2 separate regions of the Homo sapiens genome follow, and region 2 is linked to region 1. A link is an interaction called in ENCODE POLR2A ChIA-PET data of the cell type or tissue named here. Cell type or tissue: Panc1. All regions are shown on one strand. Each heading gives the region's core, and the rest is flanking DNA. Links, peaks and the distances in the headings are about the cores only.

Region 1 (12,544 bases), core at 1,760-9,759:
TTAATGAAAACTAACATGATTGCCTCCCTGGAGAGCTGATTTCAGAAAGGTCTCTGCAGAGGGCTCTAAAGAAATTCTTTGTTCCTTAAGATCTTGGCATTTTAGCACTAGGACAGTGAGAAGTGGTAATTTACTCAATCCCTGAGGCTATGTTATCCTGAACAAGTAAATAAAGGGCTGAGGAAAGAGGTAGCATCACTGACAATAAACAAGGTAGGCTATTTATTTAATATACAGTATTATATTATGGTTTTATAATTCATTTAATGATCAAATAATATCAAACTTCATCCATCACCTGGCACCCCCAAAGACTTTTTTTTTTTAATTTGGCACATGGGAATAGATAGCTACAAACTGGTAGATGCACAAGCAGTTAACATTGAATCCTCCAAATGAGTCATTGCATGATTAGTAAGCAAGGCAAATCTAGGTCCGTTGAGCAGGAAAGTTATCCAAGTGTGATAATCACTGTGGCCCCATCCCTAGAAAGGGGCGCCTTCCTCAAATCTTTGCAAAGAGAGCAGGTCCAGATCAGTGTCCTTTGCTCGCCCCATGGCTCCCTCTCTAAACGAGATTGGAGGGAAGTCGTGTCCCCGAGGCTGCCTCACCACATTGGAATGTCTGAGCTAACAGTACTTCCAGAGTGTTCATTGCTCCTCTGAACAGCACTGCCCAGACTTTCTGGAGATTTTAATTCACTCCCCAACCTCGCCAACAGTTGCACACAAGGTGCCTTTTTTACACCCTGCTCTCTGTTCAGTGAAACACACAGACCATCTCAGGGGAACAATGGCTCCATTCAAGACTTTTTCAGAAGTGCACCATATAACCTCCACTCTGTGGGCTGCTGCCAGCCATTATCTAGAGGAAGAAAGACTGTCAGATAAAGCGCCTGAGAATTGGGAAAGCACTGGATAATTTCCATGGAAAATTCAGCTTCAGTAAACTAAGTTATGCATCTCTTTATACAAGACCATTCTGCATAGACAACAACAACAGCCCCAAGAAACAATCCTGTGGAGACTTTATTTCAGTAAAGTGCATCTATGTTTGAAATTTCAGAAGAAAACACACATGTCTTTTGAGCTTATTACATTACATACTGGTCTCCAGTCAATGGAAATTGATTTAAATACATGATAAACATAGAGACTAGGGAATTTAAGTAGTAAAATTATTTTAAGAAACGGAACCATCTTCCCTCTTTCTTTCTGCCTCCCCTATCCTGTAATTTTCAGAAAGGAGGTGGGGGCAGTGGTCTCTGACTTCATGGTGGTGGTTGCCAACAAGAGGCCCCACACCCTCTACTGCACATATTACAGAAGAAGGATTGGCGCTTTGCCACACTCAACAAGCCAGCCATCAGTTAACCCGTTCATAAACAAACCATTAGTTTGGGAACTGAGTAGTCAGTGTGGGCACCATTGACTAATGCATTGATCTTTGTCAAACAGCTGCTGATCGTCAAACAGAGGAATTTGCCAACAGACATCTGGGTAGCACAAAGGCCAAGGAAGGACTGAAGGAACAAGGCAGCCCTCAGCTTTTGCAGTTGCCATTTTCTCCCTTTCAAAGTCACTGCATCAAACTGTACCGGGCTTACTAGCTGTCTGCAAATAGACTAGCAAGTTCAGATGGTGAGCAGAGAGCCAAAAACACACTTCCTAGAGTTGTCTTGTATGTGAGGTTAGATGTACTAAGGCAGTTTGAGGTTGATGAAAAACAACCAGCTTGTTAAAGCTGTAGGTATCTCTACCTGTGTGACATGGTTAGGAGTGAGGGTCCCCAGGGAACAGTAAGCAAAGCAGGGAAAGATGATCTTAAACATCCTCTCTCAGCGCAGCCGGTGTTAGGGGAACAGAATTTGGTGTGGGACCACTTGAGTTGGATGCTCAGATCCACCCCCAAGTTGTGAGCCCTCGGACAGGTTACTTATCTCACTGTGCCTCATTTTCCTCTAGATAAATTGTACCTACCTGATATGGTTTGGCTGTGTCCCCACCCAAATCTCAAATTGTAGTTCCCATAATTCCCCCGTTGTTGGAGGGACCCAGTGAGAGGTAATTGAATCGTGAGGATGGGCCTTTCCCATGCTGTTCTCATGACAGTGAATAAGTCTCACGAGATCTGATGGTTTTATAAAGGGGAGTTTTCCTGCACATGCTCTTTCTGTCTTGCCTGCTGCCATGTAAGCTGTGACTTTGTTCCTCCTTGCCTTCTGCCATGATTGTGAGGCCTCCCTAGCCAAGTGGAACTGTGATTCCATTAAATCTCTTTTTCTTTATAAATTACCCAGTCTTGGGTATGCTTTATGAGCAGCGTGAGAACAGACTAATACAGTACCCCTCAGCGTAATTGTGAGGATTAAATGAGCCAGTGTATATGAAAACACTTAGAACGTATAAAGGTTTATTACTTAAATAAATAAAACTCAGATTTTTATTTTCATTTAGACTTATGGTATTTAAAGGCCATAAACCCCTTTGAATATTCCAAAATCTTGTCAATCTTTTGACAGAACATTTTTTTCTTCTTGAAACATTCAGGAATCTCATTGTAATACCTGGTTCAGAGTTGTTGTCAGCAAAAGTTGGGACCAGCTCAAATTGTTTCAAGGAGCCATAATGAAAAATTATAAAAGCACAATTTTTTAAAAAAAGTTTTAGCAACACTGGAATTCCAAAGCATAGACATTAGAAACTTCTTGTTTTTCTTCTCGAGGTAGGGTCTTGCTCTGTCACCCAGGCTAGAGTGCAGTAGTGTGATCATAGCTCACTGTAACCTAGAACTCCTGGGCTCAAGTGATCCTCCCTCCTCAGCCTCCTGAGTAGCTAGGACCACAGGCAAGCACAACCATGCCCAGCTAATTTAAAAAAAAATTGTTTTGTAGAGATGATGTCTTGCTATGTTGCCCAGGCTGGTCTTGAACTCCGGCCTCAGGTGTGGAGACTTCTCTAGATGTAGTTTTTAAGGTTTTATGTTGTTCTTAGTGGCCAAAATGCACAGTTTAAAGAAACAGGAGAGAATACAGAATGTATTTTTCAAAAGTAGATGCAGCTATATTTCCAGTCCCACATCCTCTTCTAGAACCTTGCCACTGATATCAGGTGAAGTCTAATTCCCCTTCTCTTGAATATGGGCAGCCCCTTAACTAATAGAATGAGGTAGAAGTGATGCTTTGTGGCTAGAGTACCTATGTCATGGAAGTTGAGACAGCTTTTGTTTGCCTATCTTGCTCCAGAACTCTCACCCAAGAACCCAGATGCCATGTTGTAAGGAAGCCCAGACCACTTGGAGAGGCATGTATGATCCCAGCTGACAGCCAGCATCAACCTTGAACATGTGGGTGAATGTGCCTCCAAGGGATTCCAGTCACTAACCTTCAAGCCATTCCAGCAATAGTAAGTAGAGCAGATCAAAGCTATCCCTGCCATGCCCTGCCCAAATTGCTGGTTTTTGAGCCAAATAAATGGTCAGTCTTTTAGGCCATAAGTCTTGGGATAGTTCCTTACATAACTTTCATAACTGGAACAATAGGAACGAATGTTGGGAGGTAGGTAGAGTTAGTTGAAGCTCGTGAAAGTTTTCTTCTGCTTGCCTGTATTTTCACAGTGGAATGGTAAACAAAGTCAGCTGGACGTGGTGGCTCACGCCTGTAATCCCAGCACTTTGGGAGGCCGAGGTGGGCAGATCACGAGGTCAGGAGATCCAGACCATCCTGGCTAACACAGTGAAAACCCGTCTCTACTAAAAATATAAAAAATTAGCTGTGCGTGGTGGCGGGCGCCTGTAGTCTCAGCTACTCAGGAGGCTGAAGCAGGAGAATGGCATGAACCTGGGAGGCGGAGCTTGCAGTGAGCCGAGATCGTGCCACTGCACTCCAGCCTGGGTGACAGCAAGACTCCGTCTCAAAAAAAAAAAAAAAAAAAAAAAAAGAAATGGTAAGCAAAGTCATCAGATGAGACTGAGAATGGGGTAGGACATGCAGAAAGTTTGAGAGAAAAGGTATGAAGTAATCATCCTGGAAAGTGAGAGAGCAAATGGAATAGGGAAATGCAATGCCAGGTATTAAATACTCACCAGAGTACAGTGAGCCCAGTCACAATGATTGTACATTTTTCTTCAGCCAGGTTTAGCTGCATAGGTACAGGAAAAGAAAAAATGGAGAGTTGGATTTAAGTAGGGTTGTTAACAAAGCAAGAAAAGGTCAAGGGCTTAGGATACACTCAAGGACTGTTTATAATGATTGATGATAACATTAAACCAGGAAAGGAAGAAAGTGAAGATATGAGGATGGTCAGAATCCTCATAGCTAAAGGTGAGGTTTACTGTGCTAAAAGTTTTGTACAACAATATGTTGTATTTATTTTCACAAAACCTATGAGTGGACACTTATCATTTCTGTTTTAAAGATAAGGAAATCAGAAGCTCAGAAAGGTTAAGTAACTTGCCCAAGTTTACACAGATACCTAGATTTGAACTTAATCTGGTCCTAAAGCCATCCTCTTACCCCAGCCTTCCCTGGACATCTGAAATAGCTTCTTCCACACTGAGTTCACCTTGCTGACCCCAACACCACATCATTCCTTGAGTCTTCTACAGAGGAAGCTAGTTACTAGGGTAGAAAGAGGAAGGGCTGCCTAGCTCCTGCTGTCCCACCGCCACTTTTCCCATGGCCTTCCCGAGAGAGTCTTTCTGCTTTCAAAACTTAGGACGCTTGCATATTCCACTTTCTTCCTGTCTTCACTGAAGACTTACCAATGTCCTACGTCTTAGCTTCCTCTCCAGGCTATTTCTGGCATTATTTTAAAGGAGTTCCACCTCCCTGCCCCCTTCCATATTGAGACTATGTGGTGTCTTCCATGAGGGCAGGGACTTGTGCACACTTTATCTTAGGCTGGAATACCGTACCTGCAAAATGATAGTTTCTCAGTCAATCCGGGAACCTCTTGCCTCAGTGCTCTTATTTCTATTCAAACTCAGCGGAGAGTTTGCAAGTGAGGTTATACCTGAGCCCTCTAGGGTCTCCCTTCTGAAATTCCCTTCACTGACCACAATATTCCCTTCAGCTTCCACTCTTAGTCTGACACGTCTTTTTCTTTAGCCTTATTTTCCAGAAGCAGCTTCTCACCCTATGCTATATCTGTCTCACCCTGACAAAGACATTGCATGCAGTGTATAAAAGAATTACTTCATCAACCAGAGCCCAGTGTTCGTGAAATGTGTCCCAAACCTGTGCTCCCGAGCATCTAAAATCTGCATTTCTATTCTGATTCCTTTCTCCCTTCTGTCCATCTTTCCCTCCTACCCTCCTTCTGATGTCCTCCTATCAGCCCTTCTGATGTCCTTCGGATCTCTCTTTTTACCTTGAGATAGCTACCTCTCCTGCTAATGGGTCTTGTTCATGCCACATGTTTTTATAACTAACCTTTTGGCCTGAATTTGTTCATGATTTTGGCATAGATTTTTACTAATATAACAAAAAAGTGGACTGGGCACAGTGGCTTATGCCTGTAATCCCAGCACTTTGGGAGGCCAAGGCAGGCACATTGCTTGAGGTCAGGAGTTCGAGACTAGCCTGACCAACATCGTGAAATCCCATCTCTACTAAAAATACAAAAATTAGCCGGGCTTAGTGGCGCACACCTGTAGTCCCAGCTACTCAGGAGGCTGAGGCAGGAGAATCACTTGAACCTGGGAGGCGGAGGTTGCAGTGAGCGGAGATGGCACCACTGTACTCCAGCCTGGGCAACAGACTCTGTCTCAAAAAAAAAAAAAAAAAAGTGAAGAAACAACATCTAAACTCTTTATAACCTTTACAGTCTACACAGAGATAATATATCTTCTCTTCCAAGTTTCATGAACATTTACAAAAATGGGTTCAGAAAATCTCAAGGAATTCCAGGAAATATATAGGCCATATTCTCTGACTAAAATGCAAGAAAACTAGAAATTAATACTAAACATTTAAAGCCAAAAAGCATCAGCTGCTCGACAATTAAGACACAGTGTCCTAAATAATTAATGGATCACAAAGGAAACCCAAATTATAATTAGAGGTTTTTTGGAACATAACAAAATGAAAATATTGCATAATCCAAATTAATGAAATATGGCCAAACAGTAATCAATAGCAAATGTGTATCTTAAATTTTTTTATTATTAAACAAGAAAGAGTAAAAATATATGAACTGAAAATTTAAATTAAAAACACCAAAACAATTCTAAGAAAAAATAAAACAAAAATAGTAAAGATGAAAGCCTTAACCAACTAGAAGATAAATCCAAGAGCTGGTTCTTCAAAAAAACATAAAATGCTTCTTTTTTTTTTTTTTTTGGCAGGGGCAAGGAGGAGGATGGGGAGTGGTGTGGGCATTAAAAAAGAATAACGCTTCTAGAATATATAACCAAAAATAAGAACACCAGCAAACTTATAAAAGAAAAAGAGAATTCTGCATAGATATGTAACACTTTAATTATAAAAGAATACTAAAAGTCTAAGCTAATGAAGTTTTAAAATCTGGATTAATGTATAATATTCTGAGAATTTTTATCACAGTTGATCCAAGAAATAGGAAAATATGTATTTTGAACACTATTGCTGGGTTTGGAGAATTTTTTGTAATTTTGTTTTCCCAAGTTATTAGCCATGAACTACCTTTGCCCAGCCTCCTTTGCAGCTAAGATAGTGACAGATTACCCAGCACCATCAGCCAGGCATACCTGTGTGAGATTTAAATTCAGAACTGAAGTATTTGGACTTGTAGCTGCTGCTAATCAAAGTGTATATTCAGGGCAATTTGAGTTTATGCTCCCCAGTAGCAGTCCTCAAACTTTTAGCCCAAATAAATTCTCTCTCTATATATATATACACACATATATATACGTATATACATATATGTATACATATACATACATATACATGTATATACGTATATATACATATGCATATATATACATATACATATATATGCGTATATATATATAGATATGGAAAATATATATATATATGTTTTTGAAGTTTTTTGGTTTTTTTGTTTGTTTGTTTTTTTGAGACGGAGTCTTGTTCTGTTGCCCAGGCTGGAGTGCAGTGGCATGATCTCGGCTCACTGCAACCTCTGCCTTCCAGGTTCAAGCAATTTCCCTGCCTCAGCCTCCTGAGTAGCTGGGATTACAGGTGCCCACCATCAGCCTGGCTAATCTTTTGTATTTCTTTTCAGTAGAGATGGGGTTTCACCACGTTGGCCAGGTTGGTCTGGAACTCCTGACCTCAAGTGAACCGCCAGCCTTGGCCTCCCAAAGTGCTGGGATTATAAGTGTGACCCGCTAAAGAAGTGAATAGGCCAGGCACGGTGGCTCACACCTGTAATCCCAGCACTTTGGGAGGCCTAGGCGGGTGGATCACGAGGTCAGGAGTTCAAGACCAGCCTGACCGATATGGTGAAACCCTGTCTCTACTAAAAATACAAAAATTAGCCAGGCACGGTGGCAGGTGCCTGTAATCCCAGCTACTCAGGAGGCTGAGGCAGGAGAATCGCTTGAACCTGGGAAGCAGAGGCCGCAGTGAGCCAAGATCGCACCACTGTACTCCAGCCTGGGCGACAGAGTGAGACTCTATCTCAAAAAAAAAGTGAACAATTTGAAAATTACAAAATACATTTTGCTGTTGAGAATGACAGCAGAGACACTCATGAGCTTTTGAGAGCAACCATAAGGCTGGATTTTTGGTGCCAAGGTGGCTTCAGGGCTGGTAGCAGGAGACTCCAGAAGAAAGAGCTCCTGGTAACAGTGCTAAAATATACTTCCAATGTCTAGGACGTGGCTTGAGGAATTGTTCTTGGAAGCCTGTCTCCAAGCTACTCAAATTCCTTTGGGAAATTGCTTTCTAGCATAAATTACTTTCTGTTGCTTTCAGCTGAGAACACTGGCCCAATAATCAGTGAAATAAATGAAAATATTTAACTCATTAATTAAATATTTACTGAGTGACTCTTGGGGCATAAATTATGCAAGATACTGAGAAAACGGCAGTAACAAGTACTGACATAATCTAATGAAGTATTTATCAAAGAATCCTCACCAAAAAAAAGCTTTAGTGTGATTGAAGTATTTTCACCCAATACTAGTTCGTCAATATAAGGAACTCTGTGACCAAATAAATTTGAATATGCTGGAGGTTTACAAGGCACAATGACATAACTATGAGAAGTACCAGAGTAAGTGATTATTTAACTGCATTTAATCCAGAAATTCCCTAATTTATAAAGCATTGCACAGAACTCTTGTTGTGAAATGCTGCCCATGGGCCAGATAATTTTACCATTTGGTTCTTCCGAACTTTCAATTGACATAAATAAAATGCTTATAAAATATCTCCCAAAGAAAAAAATATATTTCAAAATTATTTTAAGAAGTGACATAAACCTGATTCCAGAACTTATTAATAACAAACATAGCACAAAAAGCGCTACCATAAATCCTTATCATTTATGAGTCTAGACATGAAAATTCCATAGTACAATCAAGCCAAATTCAGTAACATACTATAAAATCATGTACTCTGACCAATTAAGATATATCACACATTTTAAAGATAGTTGAATATTAGCTAATCTATTAATAAAAGAATTATTACCAATAAATCAAAGAATCAAATTGTCAAACAACTGAAAGACATTTCATAAAATTAAATGTCACTTTCTTCCTGATTTTAAAAGCCTTATTAAAACAAATAATAAAAGTGCATGCTCTTAATAAAATTGCAAATAATAGCCATCACCATACAAATGGTGAACTACTTAGAAGAGAACATATTAAAATTAATGCCAGACAAAAATGCCCAATTATAACTATTATTCAATATACTCTGGATGTTTTATTCAATATAGTAAGACACAAAACAGAAAATAGAAATATACCTCCTGAAAAGGGGGAAATAAAATTATAATTACATGCAGAAAATGTGATTATGCACCTAAGATAATCCAAGACAATTATTTAAAAAAAATACTCAGAATTAATGAGATCTTAGTATAGAGCCTAGATACAGACAAATATTCAAATATCAATAGCTTTTCTACACAACACTGCTATCTACTTAGCAATATATTGGGATAATTCAACCAAAACACTAAAACATATAAGCAATGGTAGCAACAGAAATTTAAAAATGGAAATTAGGAATAATCATAATGATGTATATAATTGTGTGTGTATATGATTAATTTGGAGAAATTAGGGAGATTTGAATAAATAGGGAGAGATACAATATGCCTTCATGGAAAGACTTAAAGATTAAAAATGCCAATTTCTATTAAATTAATATCTAACATTTAACAAAATCCCAATGGGATTTTTTAAAACTCACCAGAAAATGCAAGTTGGTTTGCTGAAACTAAGGTGATTACATTGAATTTCATTATAACGAAATTTTCTCTATTTTTGCTTTTGTTAAAAAATTCCCATATTAAGCATTTTTAAAAACGTGACTGAAAAATTTTTAAAAACTTAGAAAATAAATGATTAGTTAAAACAATGTTATAAAAGAAAGACAATAAGGTGGGCACAGAGGTGACATTTCAGCACCACCAGTGACTGTCCACTGGAAGAGCCCATGTGGTGGCAGCGAGTGTCCAGTGGAGGCTGGGCTGTCCTCTCTAGGGACCTTCCCACACCTATTTAGGCTTCGGTGTATTTGGTATCCTTTCTTCATGTACTTAAGAGAGAGCTGAGGGCTAGGGATGGTGGCTCACACCTGTAATCCTAGCACTTTGGGAGGCTGAGGTGGGCGGATCGCTTGAGCCCAGGAATTTGAGAGCAGCCTGGGCCACATGGCGAAACCCAGTCTTTACAAAAAATACGAACAAACAAACAACAACAACAACAACAAAAACCTAGCAGGGCGTGGTGGTGCATGCCTGTAGTCCCAGCTACTTGGGGGGCTGAGGTGGGAGATTATCTGACCCAGAAAGTCAAGGCTGCAGTAACCCATGATAGTGTCAATGCACTCCAGCTTGGGTGACAAAGTGAGACCCTGTTTCAAAAAGAGAGAGAGACAGAGAGAGAGAGGTATCTGAAGCCAGCCTTAATTTATTTATTCTTTTAGATTATGTGATCATTTTCCTGGGTGCCTAAAGGACTGTTTAGTTTTCTTTGAGGTCTGATATACAAGAGCCACTCTTGCACTGTGGATAATAAAGGAAGGAGACATACTGTACCAAATAAAAACTTTACAACTTCTAGACAAAAATGTAAGATACTATCTCTGTAGTATCAGGGGAGAAAAGGAGTTCTTAATGATTTTTTAAAAGTCTAATTAATAAGAGAAAATTGGCCAATTTGGCTTTAACCATATAACCTGTATAACCATAAGGATTATTAACAAAGTTTAAAAAAAGTCCAAAATCAAGAGAAGAAAGTTGCAACATGCATAACAGACAAATCATCCGTATCCTTAAAGAATGGAAGTAGGAAAAATAGAAAATGGGCAAATTATATAAACATATCAAAGCGTGTTTAACTTCATTTATAATCTGGGAAAAACAAATTAAAAATTGTTCAATGAGATGGCTTTTTACACCAGCTACTTAGCCACCCCCCCCCCAACAAAATTTCAAGTCTGGCTAGAACAAATGCTAGAATTAGAAAATATGGGAATTAATATACTGTGGGTGGGAGTGTAAATTGGCAAACCACTCTGAAGAACAGTTAGGCAATATCTAGTAAAGCTGAAGATATTCTTATACTACAAACTCCAGTTCCACTTCTATGTCTGTATTCGATGCCTACATATATGCATAAAGAGATGTACTATAAATCCTTTGCAGTTTTGTTGGTAATTGTCAAAACAAAAACCAACAGATTGAAACAAGCCTGAATGTGCATCTATTGAGGAATGAATTAATGTTCGTTTCTGTTTACTTGTGATAGAATGCAATGCAATTGCATTTTAAGTAGGTGAATTAGATGTATAAGTATCAACATAGATATATTTCAAAAATATAATGTTGAGTGAAAAAGAAAAGTTGCAGAATAATATGCACAGTATAATGCCATTGCTATACATTTTAATTAATTAGTTAATTAATTAATTACATTATTTTTAGAGACAGGGTCTCTCTCTGTCACCCAGGCTGGAGTGCAGTGGCATGATCATAGTTCACTGCAGCCTCTAACTCCTGGGCCCAAGTGATCCTCCTGCCTCAACCTCTCAAGTAGCTAGGACTACAGGCATGCACCACCACACCTAGGTAATTTTTAAAGTTTTTGTAAAGACAGGTCTCGCTATGTTGCCCGGACTGGTCTTGAGCTTGTGGGCTTAAGCAATCCTCCTTTCTTGGCCTCGCAAAGCACTGGGATTATAGGTGTGAACCACCATGCCTGGCCTGTCATGGCTGTAAATTTTAAAAATAAACAAAATAAAATTTTATCTGGTTCATGGGTATATATGAAATATAAGTGTAAAAACATGAATGGTACGTGCGCTCATGAGCTTCATGACAGTGATTCACCTCTAGACGAGTAAGGAAATAAAAGGGTGTGAGAAAAGGTACAAAATCACCTCAGTTATATCTGTAGTGATCTTGGTCTTTAAAAATATCTGAAGTTGGATTTCATTACAATTTAAAACTTCTGCTTTCGGAAAGATAATGTCAAGAGAATGAGAAAACAACCCATAGACTGGGAGAAAATATTTTCAAAAGATACATCTGATAAAGGACTGTTATCCAAAGTATACAAAGAACTCTTAAAACCAACAATAATAAAATGAACAACATGATTTTAAAATGCACAAAAGACCTGAACAGACACCTTACCAGAGAAGACATATAGATGGCAAACAAGCATGTGAAAAGATATTCAACATTATATGTCATTAGGGAATTGCAAAATTGAAATAACAGTGAGATACCACTATACACTTACTAGAACAGCCAAAATCCCAAACAATGACGACACCAAATGCTGATGAAGATGTGGAGCAACAGACACTCTCATTCATTGCTGATAAAACTGCAAAATGGTACAACCACTTTGGAAGATGGTTTGCCAGTTTCTTATAAAATTAAACATGCTTTTACCATATGAACAAGCAATCAGACCATTCATATAAATCAAAAATTATGTCCACGCAAAAACTCACACGTAGATATTTATAATTCAAAAATTATGTCATTATAAATTATAGATATTTATAGCAGCTTTATTCATAATTGTCAAAACTTGGAAGTAACCAAGACATCCTTCAATAGGTGAATGGATAAATACACCGTGGCACATTCATACAATGAAATATTAGTGCTAAAAAAAGTAACTATCAAGCCATGAAAAGACATGTACGAACCTGAAATGCACATTGCTAAGTGAAAGAAGCCAGCCTGGAAGACTACATACTGTATGATCCCAACTATATGACATTCTGGAAAAAGCAAAACTATGAAGACAGCAAGAAGATCAGTGGTTGCCAGGGATTCGGGGCAAGGGAGGGGTGAATAGGCAGAGCACAGAGGATTTTTAGGGCAGTGAAACTACTCTGTAAGAT
Region 2 (12,544 bases), core at 2,562-10,561, 85 kb before region 1:
AACCCATAATCAAATAAAGATTTCTGCAACAGATGTCTAAATATTCACATTAAATGTAATAAATAAAGACTAGCCTCACACAAGTTCAACTAAGGTTTTGCCACCAAATCCTGTGTTTGCTGTGAATTTTTAAACTTTGTTTTTAGGTCTTTTGCTTTTTGGAACAGCAAATTAGGGATTCTGGGTGTAAAAGAGTACTTTTTACTTTTAAAATAAAGTCCCTATCCTCAGATATTTTAATTTTGTATCTTTATCTCGCAGAAACAAAATCTCAAAGTGCACAAAGATGTAAACCAATATTTATTCCAACACTGTTTTTTTGTTTGTTTGTTTTTTTGAAACAGTGTCTTGCTCTGTCACCCAGGCTGGAGTGCAGTGGCACAATCATAGTTCACTGTAGCCTTGACTCCTGGGCTCAAGTGATCCTCCCGCCTCAGCCTCCGGAGTAGCTAGTACTACAGATGCATGCCATCATGCCCGGCTAATTTATTTATTTATATTTTTTTGGCAGACTTGGGGTCTCACTATGTTGCCTGGACTGGTCTCAAACTGCTAGCCTTAAGCGATTCTCTCACCTTGGCCTCCCAAAGGTCTGGGATTACAGGTGAGATGAGTTGGAAACAACCTTAAGTGACTGCCAGTAGGAAAACATTAACATAGGATGAGAAATTCACACTATAGAATTCAGTGCACCATTGCAAAGAATGAGGTTACCTAGCAAAGGGTTTCTCAACCTCAGTACTAAATATTAGGGGCTGGATAATGCTTTGTGAGGTGCTGTCCTGTGCCTTGTAGAATATTTAGCAACATCTCTGGCCACTACCCATTAGATGCCAGTAGCATCCCGTCACCCCAGTTGTTGACAACTGAAAATGTCTCCAGACATTGCCAAGTGTCACCTCGGGGGCCAAACTGCCCCCAACTGGGAAACACCAGAGCGAATCACATTCATAGGCAGCCCTGATACACTCATAAGTGCACAAAGCAAAGAACAACACTTGTTACATAATGCCTGTTTTATTTCGATGAGATATATAATTGTTTATGTTATAGAAAAAGTCTGGATAGGTATGCAAAAAACAGTTAATACAATGAGAAAGTGAGGGAACTGTGGGTGGGAGGCTTTCCTCTTGTACTTTATCCACTTATGTGCTGTTTCAGCTTGGTAGATTTTAATTTCAGAAATGCAGTTTCTGAAAATAAACATGATACACAACTTCACAGTAAAGACAAAGGTTTAAACGGGTGGGACGGGAGGAGTCTTGTAAAAGGATGTGTGGTCAGGATAGGAAAAGCCCCCCTCAAGGTGGGTGTCCAGCAGAGCTCATGGGACACCCACGGCTGCCAGCAGCTGCTTCCAGCACCCTGGCCTTCTAGGAGGCTGAAATCATTATCTGACCATCAGACTGGAAGTATTCCAGTCTGCAGAATAACAGTCCTCCAACTGTACACTCCAAAATTCTCCTGAGGTTTTTTATTTTTTTCCTTCATGGCAGAAATTAAAGGAATCCTGCCAGGATTCAGCTGAAAGAGCAAGTGCTGAAAGATTCAGTTCTATTTCCACCTACTGGTAGGAAAAAAGACAACCATGCACAGCTCAGAAAAGGCGGCACAACCTCCAATGCTCCATTCACACTGACCCCTCCAACCCTGGAAGACCTTTGTCCTCTGAACTTGTACTGCAACAAAGCAACATCTCAGAAATCACCTGACAGTAATGTAAGTGTAACTAGATTCAAAACATCTTGAGGTGTCAATCAAATCAACCAGGGTACAGTTTTTATAACATCTGTCTTTACTCTAAGCCAGGAATTCTCTCAAGAAAACAGATAATAACCTCCTACTAAACACTCTTCTCTCTAATAAGGATATCCCGTACCCCTTTTATTTATTTAGCTCTTTTATGAGGCTCTCTAGAGCTACCGCAGAAGCAGCTTAGCATGGAGGTAACACACACACACACACACACACGCACGCACACACACACAAACACACACACAGGGCCAATGGTCAAAAAGACTTGAATTTGGGTCTCAGACTTTTCCATTGACTAGGATTTGGCCTTGAGCACATCACTTAACCTCTCCAAGGTGCCATTTCCTCTCCTGTAAAGTAGGCATCCTAATGGTAACACCTCACAGGGCTGTTGTCAGGATTAAATGAACTCATGTATTCAGCATGGTACTTGATGCATAGGAAATAAGCATTAGCTGTTTTTATTACACAATAATTCCACTGACTTCCACCCATTTTCCATCTGAAAAACTGAGGCAAAGGGTGATACTCAAGAGCAAGGAAACTCTGAACAGCAGAACGCATTCTGAATGTGACCCAGGTCATGCTGCAGGTCTCCCCAAACTCCCTGCCTTTCCCAGTTCACTCAGGAAGAGGATATCATCTGTTGTCATAACAGAAGTGCCAGCATACTTGTCTCATGACATACATATTTCCAGTCAGATGATCCAAATATTCCCTTCATTCAAACAAAGGTAGCCTCAGCTCAAAACAGCTAGACACCGATACCAATGCTTTCACCCAATGTCACTTTTACTGTAAAGAACAGAATGCCAGCAGTTTAGTCAGTAGAAGTCAGCAGTAGAATTCAATCTTTCAATGTGAATGACTCCCTAAATCCACATTTACAAATTTGTCACCTAATTTTACACCAATTATGTGTTCTCAAGTAAACCAACATGGACATTAACATGTTCAAACAAAATTAAAATTCTACTAGCCCAATATTTTTTCAATGTCTTATTGATGTCAATCATTTGGAAAGGATGCATCTGCCACCTACTTCGTATTAGATGGAGGGGAGAAGAAGGTGACAAGGCACGTGCTGCCCTCAAGGAGCTCCCAGTCTAGCTGGGGACATGGGCACATCCCTGACTAACTAGCCATTCTGCTAAAGGTGCAAAAACAAAGCACTACAGAACCGAGAGGAGAGAGAAACTAATTGTGATGGTGAATGTGGGGATTCCAGAAAGATCTCACAGAAAGATAATTCCTGTGTTAGTTCTTGAAAGATAATAATTAGGCCAAGAAGAGAAGGGGAAGAAGGCAGGCAGAGAAAGGAATCCACAAAGACAAGAACAGAACCCCAGGCACTTGAAATCCTACTGACATTGTAGAAAACATTATGTGTAGACCCACATTTACAAGGCATAAATTGTCCAGTTGAGGAGAGGACTATAATTGATTGATATGGCTGTCTCACTTAATATTATACAAGTTATTCTTTAAAAAATCAATACTAAGCCCTGGAAAATGGATCAATGCAAAATTGGGATCTGAGGAAATAAAGCAATTAATATCATTAGTAACTAGACCAATGACACCTTTTAAAAGGAAATATATTTAAGCATTAGTTAAGTGGGTTTTGGTTTATCACTATGAAATCTATGTTCTGGCAAGATAGTATCGTAAAGCATTTGAGTAATTATATTAATGTTGTTCTAAATGGCTGTTTACATTTTGGACTTAATAAAGATACTCATAAAGCAGTTCCATTTAGAGATAAAAATCACCAGATTTACTAAACTCAGGACATGAATAGAAAATGGATTTCACATTGCATGCCAACTCTGATCAACTGGTAGAACTGTTTGGGATGGGCCCTGTGTTATGGCTCACACCTATGGTCCAACCACTTTGGAGGATAGCTTGAGCTCAGGAGTTTGAGACCAGCCTGGGCAACATAGGGAGACCCTGTCTCTACAAAAAATAAAAATGAAAAATAGAAATTAGCCAGGTGTGGTGGTGTACATCTGTGGTCCCAGCTACTCAGGAGGCTGATGTTGGGAGTATCACTTGAGCTCAGGAGTTCGAAGCTGCAGTGATCCATGTTTGAGCCACTGCACTCCAGCCTGGCTACAGAGGGAGACTCTGTCTACAAGAAAAAAAAAAAAAAAAAAAAGAACTGCTTGGTATGATACATTATGAAAAAAATTTTAGGCCCTGTCTGAACTTGAAACTGACCCAGTTTTCCCATAGAAATGATATTTATGGGTCACTGAATAAACATAAAAATTGGCCCTCCATCTTAACACTTGAAACTTGTATTTGTCTTAACTGAGTGCCTTCCTCAGGAACTGACCCTCAGACAAGGGACTGAAACTCAATAGATCACCACAACCAGACAGTGAGATATCAAATCCCTCATTGATCATGATTAATTCCCTAATTCCTGTTTTCCCGCCTTCTGTGCTATATAAACACCCTAATTTTTGTCAGTCCAGGAGCTGGATTTGAAACCTCATCTCCCATCTCCTTGGTTGCAGCACCGATTAAAGCCTTCTTCCCTGGCAATGCTTGCTGACTTGGTGATTGGCATTCTGTGTGGGGAGCAGTAGGACCTAAACCAAACCTCTGGTGTTTTGGTAACAAATTCATGAAAAACAAGTGTCATGATTAGTAGCATCTGCCATGGGTGCAGTGGGCTGGAGGTAGCACATGTGCCCAGTATTGCCATTCCTGACTTAAAACCCTAAAGTGGAAGGGAAGAGGAAATGAACTAAATTGATCGATTGGCTTCTATTTATTGAATCATAAAATGCTGTCTTCTCCATACTGGTTTTAACTGTCTTCTCTCAATTCTGCTTCCGTATCTTCACCCTTCCACCTGGAATATTTCCCTGTCTGACCTCCTTCTACAGACCCCTCTAGGTCTAACTCAAGCCCCACTTTCCATGAAGCCATTCCTGACAATTTCCAGTCCTCACTGAGCACCATATAACTTTAGACATAACATTTAGAAGTTTATAAAGTAAGTTGGTTACTTGGAATTCAAAACATGTTTGCTCATGGAAAAGGTAATATAAATGCTGATTAGTATACTATGCTAGTCTATAAAAATCTAAGTAATGACATGGGGAAAAACAATGTATGTGCCAGAATGTTCATTTAAAAAGAAACGATCATGAACTGCCTGGGGTTGGTGGGTGGGGTGGTGGGGGGAGCAGTTACACTCCTAGAAAATGCTGGAAGTTTGGGGTGGGAAACTGGATATGGAAGGATGAAGACAGGAGCCAGGATAACTGGTGTGCCCTGGGGTAGGAAGTGGGGGGCAGAGAGGGAAAGAAAACACCCTGTGCTCCCTGACAAAAGAGGCTCTGCAGCTGGAAATGCTAGAGGAGGGGCCCAAGCTGCTACTGAGAGGGAAGGTGTACACCCTCTCCCCCATCAGCACCATGGGCTCTTCAGCGATCTCCACATTGCTCACCAGTGCATCTGTGTGGGTGAGTAGACACTTCTGGTGAGAGCTCAAAGAGGAAGGCCACCTGGTGACATTGGGTCAGACTCATCTAACCCTCTTCATTACATAAGAAATGAAGACAGAAAACTCTTATTGAAATTCTAGGGATGAAACATAACAAAAAATAAGTAAGTATCACTATTGATGCTTGAAAATAAACTGGTCTATTTGTAGGAGAATAAAGAAATAAATGACAATTTGAAAGAGACATTCTGAAGAGTTCCTATGCTTTCGTCTGTATAGGTCACAAAGTCAAATATCTATAGGAGCCAAGCAAATAAAAGAAATGGGTAGCCTGTAATCCCAGCACTTTGGGAGGCCAAGGCAGGCAGATCACAAGGTCAGGAGATTGAGACCATCCTGGCTAACATGGTGAAATCCCGTCTCTATTAAAAATACAAAAAACTTAGCCAGGCATGGTGGCGGGTGCCTGTAGTCCCAGTTGCTCAGGAGGCTGATGCAGGAGAATGGCGTGAACCTGGGAGGCAGAGCTTGCAGTGAGCTGAGATCGCCCCACTGCACTCCGGCCTGGGTGACAGAGCGAGACTCCATCTAAAAAAACAAAAAAAACAAAAAAGAAAGAAAGAAAGAAAGAAATGGGTAATTCAGGCAAAGTGGTGGAAATAGGAAAGGTAAAGAGTAGAGACTATGGGCCCTGTCCAAGAACATTCAAATTCAAATGCAAACAATAACAACAGACAAACATTAAAGGAGTATCATTTCAGCCTCAGTAACTTCTCTCATGCACATTTTATAGATGAGGAAAATCAGAAAGAGTTTTAGCCATTTGCCTAAGGTAAGAAACTGGCAGAACTGGGAGCCAAATGCAGGCAGAATGATGCTGGACCTCCTGAACAGTGCCCTGGAGCACAGCTCTTACTCAAACACCATCCAGGGTTTTTCAGCTCCTCAATGCAATGAAATGAAAGAGAAACGTTAAAAGAGACAAAAATGGGAAGATAAGAGTTAATACTAAGAGAGAGGACAGGGCCAAATAAGAGTGATAACAAATAGAGGGGGAGGGGAGCACTGAGGGGGAAAGAAATAGGAAGGCTAGGCACAGTGGTTCACCCCTGTATTCCTAGCACTTTTGGAGGCTGAGGTGGGAGAATCACTTGAGGCCAGGAGTTTGAAACCAGCGTGGGCAACACAGAAAGAGCTCATCTCTACAAATTAAAAAAATATTAGCTGGGCATGGTGGCATGCACCTGTAGTCCCAGATACTGGGGAGGATGAGTAGCGGGAGGATCACTTGAGCCCAGGAGTTCAAGGCTGCAGTGAACTATGATTGCACCACTGCACTCCAGCCTGGGCCACAGAGTGAGAGTGACTCAAAAAAAAAAAAAAAAAAAAACGAAAACCAAACACACACACACAGACAAAACCCGAGGAAGACTTTCTATGTAACTAGACAAAGGCAGAAAGAGAGTAAAGGAGGCTTAAGATGTGTGCATATATTTCAGGAAAGTCAGCCTGAGGTGGAATGTGCGGGGAGTAAGAAGTGAGGTAATGAACTCCTCTTCCCAGAGGAGAAAAAAAGATGAAGAGCTTCAGTGATGCCTCTGGTTTGGAGGAAACTATTCCTAGCCAGGATGGTGTGAGAGGGACACGGAAGCAGGATGTGAGCAGGACACTCCTTCCAGCCCTTCTGGTCCGTGCATGGGTCAGGCCCAAGCTGGATGACTACGTCTTGGTGGAATAGGGGTTAATTTCACAGTAACTCCAGGATCAGGGCTCAGCCGCAGCACTTACTATCTATCAGGTCTTGAGCAAGCTGCTTAGCCTTCCTGAACTTCACTTTGTTCTTCTGTGAAAGGGGAAGCTCTCCTCCCAGATTTGTTGGCAAGATTAAGCATGCGGTTGGGTATGAAGTGTCTAGCACGGTGCCTGGCATGTACAAGGTCGCCATCAGGAGAAGCGGATTAATGTTGGCCAGTACAGCCAAGGAAAGCTTCATAGCAAAAGAGGGTCCTAAGATGGGGAGGATTTGAAGAAAAAAGAGATATGGGAATTGAGCCTGTATGTAGGGAAAAGATAGAAGCTGGGGAGACATGGCTTGAAGGTATAGAATAAACAATGAACCCAGATCTTCTGTCTGTAAGAACCATGGTGGAAACTTCCCCCAATTAAAGTGAATAGCAGGAATAGTCAAGAAAAGTGTTCAATGTATAGAGGCATCAAATTGTGGACAGGCTTGGAAGTTTTGCTCAAAAAGCGTATCTCCATGCTGAAAATGCCTTGAAGGCAATTGACCCAGTAACTGAACAATTAGAGTCTAGACTGAGAAAGTAATAAAGGAAAGAGAGAAGGGGCCAGCTGAGAGGCACTAGGAAGAACAAACTAGCCTGTGCTGGGGGATCAGCATTCCTGGGAAAGAGAGGGAAGCCCATCTCTTCCTCCTTAGGATGGAGCCATTAGCAGAGAGGGGTGGGTTCAGTGAGTGGAATAGCAGATATTTGGGGACCCCTTACACTAATGTTCTTAACATATATGCTGAACATTTACTTGTTGGGGGGCAAGGATAAAAACTGATCCTCTATTAATAAGAAAATGTATGCCTCCTTCTTTATGTTTAAAAATAAGGGATTATTGATTGATTGCATACATTACTATTCCAAGCCAGGCATCTTAACTGTTTAAAATTTAGATAAGAAGATAAGTCATTATCATGGCATGCATTTTTCCATTTTAAAATTGGCTGACAGTACCTCATAGTGACAGCTGACCATTGGCTGGTATATGCCTGTGGCTGTAGGGTACAGCACATTACCTCACTCCTTGGAGACTAGCCAACCTTGATAAGCACGCTTTAAAACAGTTTTTAATTGAAGGAAGGAGGCTTATATAAGAAAGGAGAAATTCCTCTTTCCCTATTCATTTTAGGAGTTGCCAGTTGAGCTCTGAGTTAACTGGTACTTTATTTCCAATAACGGAACTGGAGCCCCCAGAGAGCTGTCCTATAGACCTGGCTTTGGTTAGACTCCACCCCGCTCCTCAGAAGACGCACTCCTTAAATCCTGACCACCCTCTGTTTGCTCAAGTGATAGCTTCAAAAAGAGGGGATTGTCTCAGATGCTGTCAAAATAATCCGCTATTCAAATGTCTGTCCTCTGCTTCCAGAACTGTGGTTCTTAAATCCCAACTCTTTGGATATTAACCTGAATTCTGACCTAGAACTTTCTTTCTGTTCCATATCTCTAGTCTGTTTATTTGTTTGTTTGTTTGTTTGTTTGTTTTTAGACAGAGTCTCACTCTGTTGCCCAGGCTGGAGTGCAGTGGTGTGTTCTCGGCTCACTGCAACTTCTGCCTCCCAAGTTCAAGTGATTCTCCTGCCTCAGGCTCCGGAGTAGCTCGGACTACAGGCATGTGCCACCACTCCTGGTTATTTTTGTGTGTGTGTGCATGTATTTTTAATAGAGATGGGTTTTCACTATGTTGGCCAGGCTGGTCTTGAACTCCTGACCTCAAGTGATCTGCCTGCTTCAGCCTCTCAAAGTGCTGGAATTACAGGCATGAACCACCATGCCTGGTCCCTCGGTAGAGTTTCTGCTTTGGATCTTGACCTCAATTCCATGAATTGAACCTATATTTTGCCAGCTTGCCATATTTTTTATTTGGGGACAACTGTATAGCATTAAAATTTTGTGTTCCTTTTGAAAGCAGCCTGATATGGTGGGCAAAAAGATGTATTGTAGTGAGGAAGACCTGGACTGAAATTATAGCATAGGCTAGGACTTAGGGCAAATTATTTAGCTTCTCTGAGTTGCAGCCTTCTCAACCATAAAGAAGGAATGTTTGTAAAGGATTCCTTTTCTTTCACTCCTCATTCATTTCCCTCATTCATCTATTGAATACTCCCTATTTGCCAAGCTGTGCTAAGCACAGGGGCAGGGCAAGAGGGTAGTGAATAAGAGGTAAATAAAATACCGTCCTGTCCTTGGTGAGTTTGTGGTCGAGTAGAGGAAGATAGGCATGTAACAAATTAATACAGTCGAGTGGTACTAGTGCCATAAAGCTTTATGGCAGTGTTGTTAAGCAGACTGCCTGGCTCTACATCCTGTCTCTACTAATTATTAGCTTGGTAATCCAGTGAAACTTACTTAACCACTCTGCGCCTCAGTTTCCTCACCTGTAAAATGGGGATAATATAGTTATTATGAGGACTTAATTAGTTAACACATGCAAACTTCTCAGTGCCAGGCATATAGTAAGCATTCCATACATGTTAATACAGTCATTCCTCGGTATCCATGGGACATTGGTTCCGGGACCCCCTCAGATACCCAAATCCACATGCTTAAGTTCCTTATATAAAATGGCTATTTGCAAAAATCCACACACATCCTCTTGTATAGCATAAATCATCTCTAGATTACTTATAATATCCAATACAATGCAAATTTTATGTAAATAGTTATGTTGCATTGTTTTATTTGTATTATTTATTGTTGAATTGTTATTTTTCCCCCGAATATTTTCTATTTGTGATTGCTTGAATCCGAGGATGCATAACAGAGGGTCAACTGTACTATTACAATGGTGGAGAAGCGTGGAGTATGATGGGAGCACGAAAGAAGCAGTGGTCAATTCTATTGCTGAGAAGGCTAAAGAGGGGCTTCATTGAGATGGTGTCACTTGGGCTTACTTTTGCAGGAAGTTTGGGAGTTTTTAGGTGAACAAAAGCAGAGTGGGCATTTCAGACATAGGTGACTGCATGAGCAAAGAGATGGGACAGATGTGAGCAATTAAACAACCTGGGACTGGCAGAGCCCCACTTCTGCCAGTCTGCATAGAGGTTACAGGGGAGGGTGCAAGGCAGGAGGACAAAGCCTGCTGGAAGAGGACATTATGTGCCACCATGGGGGTTCAGCCCCTATCTTAGGAGTGCTGGTTAGAAACCATGCTATGTAACTTCTGTTTGCATGTTCCCCTTCCCCAAGACCCATACTCCTCCCTTCTCCACCTGCTCCAAGCTCTGGATGCTGGAGGCTGGCCTGTAAACACTGTACCAGTCTCCCTTATCCTCATCCAAAGGCCAGCACTAACCCAGGTTCAGAAGGAGGAAGCAGAGGAAGAAGGAGTATTTCTTTTACTCTGTACTTTCCTGCCACTTGCTGCAGGCTAGATGACTCTTTCCACTAATTTCACATCTGGCCAAGCAGCCCTCTTTCATTGCACAAGTAATTGCTCCCTCCTCTTCCCCCTTCAGGCCCTTTGCTGTTAGCCCTGGGGTGTTGCTCAGGCCTTATTTGTGTCCCACATCCTGCCACACTTTTGTAAATATCACCAGCATTAAACTCTCTTCATATTGTCCAGTTTGATGTGCCATGTGTATCCTGCCTTGAACCTGACTTATTTAAAGGAAACAAAAACTCTGGCTTTTAACAAGGAATGAATGAGATGATCAGATTTGCATTATGAAGAGGTCTTTCTGGCTCCTGGGTTCAGGATGTTTGGGGGCAGCAAGAGTAAAGGCAGAGCTTTTAATGGTGCTTTCTGAACCAGGAATCCTGGTTAAATATGTAGATTCCAGGGCCCACCTCCAAAAACTCTGATTCAGTCAGCTAGAAACAGGGTACCCAAATCTCTATATTTAAATAAGAAGTCCTTGTGATTATGACAGAGTCTCATGGTTGTCCGGGTCACTAACCAGTATGTTAGGAAGATCCAGCAGAGATCAAGAAGAAGGAGAGAATATCTGAGGTAACAGGGTCTGGTCCTAGAGGACCTGAGGGTTGGGGAGGAAAATCAGAAGCAGAGATAGGGGTTTTGTTTTGAAGAGGCCAAGGGACACCTTTTCCTTTAAGGGTGAACAAAGAAAGCAAAGTGAGTGTAAAAAGGAAGTTGAAGGAATTCACACTTTGTAACCTCAATTCCCCCTGGAAATAGGAGACAAAGTCATATATGGAGACAGAACAGGAAGGCAAACGTGCGAATAGCTGGAGTGATGCAGGTTTGGAATACCATTGTGGGTATGGGATAAAGAGTGACTACAAGGGACATTTTAGGACTGCTTGGTGGAGCTGAGATAACAAACCATGAAATTGTGTGTCATCCAAAAGTTTAGCTTTGTCATTTCTCTCCAGCAGTACTTAGCCGTCTATATCTAGAAGTGGAGAAGTCAGTATTAGATTGATCCCAGTCGGGAAGTTGCAGAGCAGGTGTAATGGAAAGACAAGGGGCCCAGGATGTTGAAATCACACGCAAGCATGGGAATAGTGCATTAAAATGTGAGGGGGAGCGTCCAAGGAATGCTGTCCTTGGTCCTGAACTAACGCACAGAAGGGCATGGCCACTTCACTGTGAAGTTGGGAGTGAGTTGGTACATGTCTCCCTGCCTCTCCATTAATACCTCCACCATACCAGAGTTAGGGTCTCAAAAGATCGTGCTCCAAGCCCCATAACACTGTGAATTGTGTGACTATAGGTCTTGTAGTCTGGGCAGCATCATTTGTTGAAGGATACAATTCCAACAGCCACAAATATTATTTAAGGAATTAATTGAATAAATATTAACTGAGAGCTATCTATGTGCCAAGCATTGTGCCTGATGCAAGGGACAGAACAATGAAAAAGACAGAGAAAGCTAATTCACAAGCTAAATCTTTTATTTGCTTTTGTTAGAGAATATCAGAGGGGCCCATTCACCCTTTCCCTTTCCTCTCCAATTCCTTTTATCCTTTAGCTGCTGCAGAACACTCTTCTGCAAAATGACCTCCCCAAAGTTTGCTGTCTCCACATAGATCTTTGTGATTTTTGTGCCTCTTCTCCTCCCCCTGAGAGTATAGATTGTTTTATAGATGAACTTAGCTTCTCTCTCTCAGCTAGCCAAAATACTGCCTCTTTAAAGAGAGGACACTGACAAAGCAAACACAGACTTATCTTTTACAGGTTAAAGGAGGGGGAAAGGCTATTAACACAGCAATTTTTGTGCCTTAATGGTTATCTAGAAAGTCTTCCCCAAGCAGAGAGGTTGGCCACCTCACTGACTCTGTCAAATGGCCATGGGACATTCCCCCAAATAACTTGAGGCTGAGATACCATTTCTGGAATTATTCCAAGGTCCCTGCTGCCCTCTAACAGCCAATGGTCCTACTCCTCCCTGACGCTGTGGGTTGACCTTTTCTGGCAGAGTGTCAATTTCCAATTAATACTGAAAACATTAATTAAAGGCCTTCTTTTGTATAACAGGCCCTGAACAAAATACTGGAGACACAGAGATAATTAAGGACAACTGCTGTCTCCAGAGATTTCATAATTTTATGGGGGTAGGCAAATATGATGCAATAA

What was found. Peaks named below come from ENCODE experiments on the same cell type or tissue, not always from the same donor. Only the 100,000 strongest peaks of a DNase experiment are listed, where the experiment ranks them.
Region 2: POLR2A ChIA-PET joins it to region 1 with 11 read pairs; 2 of 35 experiments call an interaction of 5 or more read pairs at or near these places.

What each region holds. Positions count from the first base shown.
Region 1 is chr10:93,980,091-93,992,634 of GRCh38, reverse strand. LOC105378438 (a long non-coding RNA gene) reads right to left here and starts at 5,688. Exons shown (of 4, transcript XR_946215.2): 1 at 5,650-5,688; 2 at 4,762-4,914; 3 at 4,084-4,139. In Panc1, for the core only: no CTCF peak of the experiment used is centred there; no DNase peak of the experiment used is centred there; H3K27ac peaks cover 3,746 bases.
Region 2 is chr10:94,065,560-94,078,103 of GRCh38, reverse strand. The region is part of intron 2 of PLCE1 (phospholipase C epsilon 1); the gene reads right to left. Among named protein-coding and RNA genes, the nearest start is that of PLCE1-AS2, 37 kb to the left of the region's middle. In Panc1, for the core only: no CTCF peak of the experiment used is centred there; no DNase peak of the experiment used is centred there; H3K27ac peaks cover 188 bases.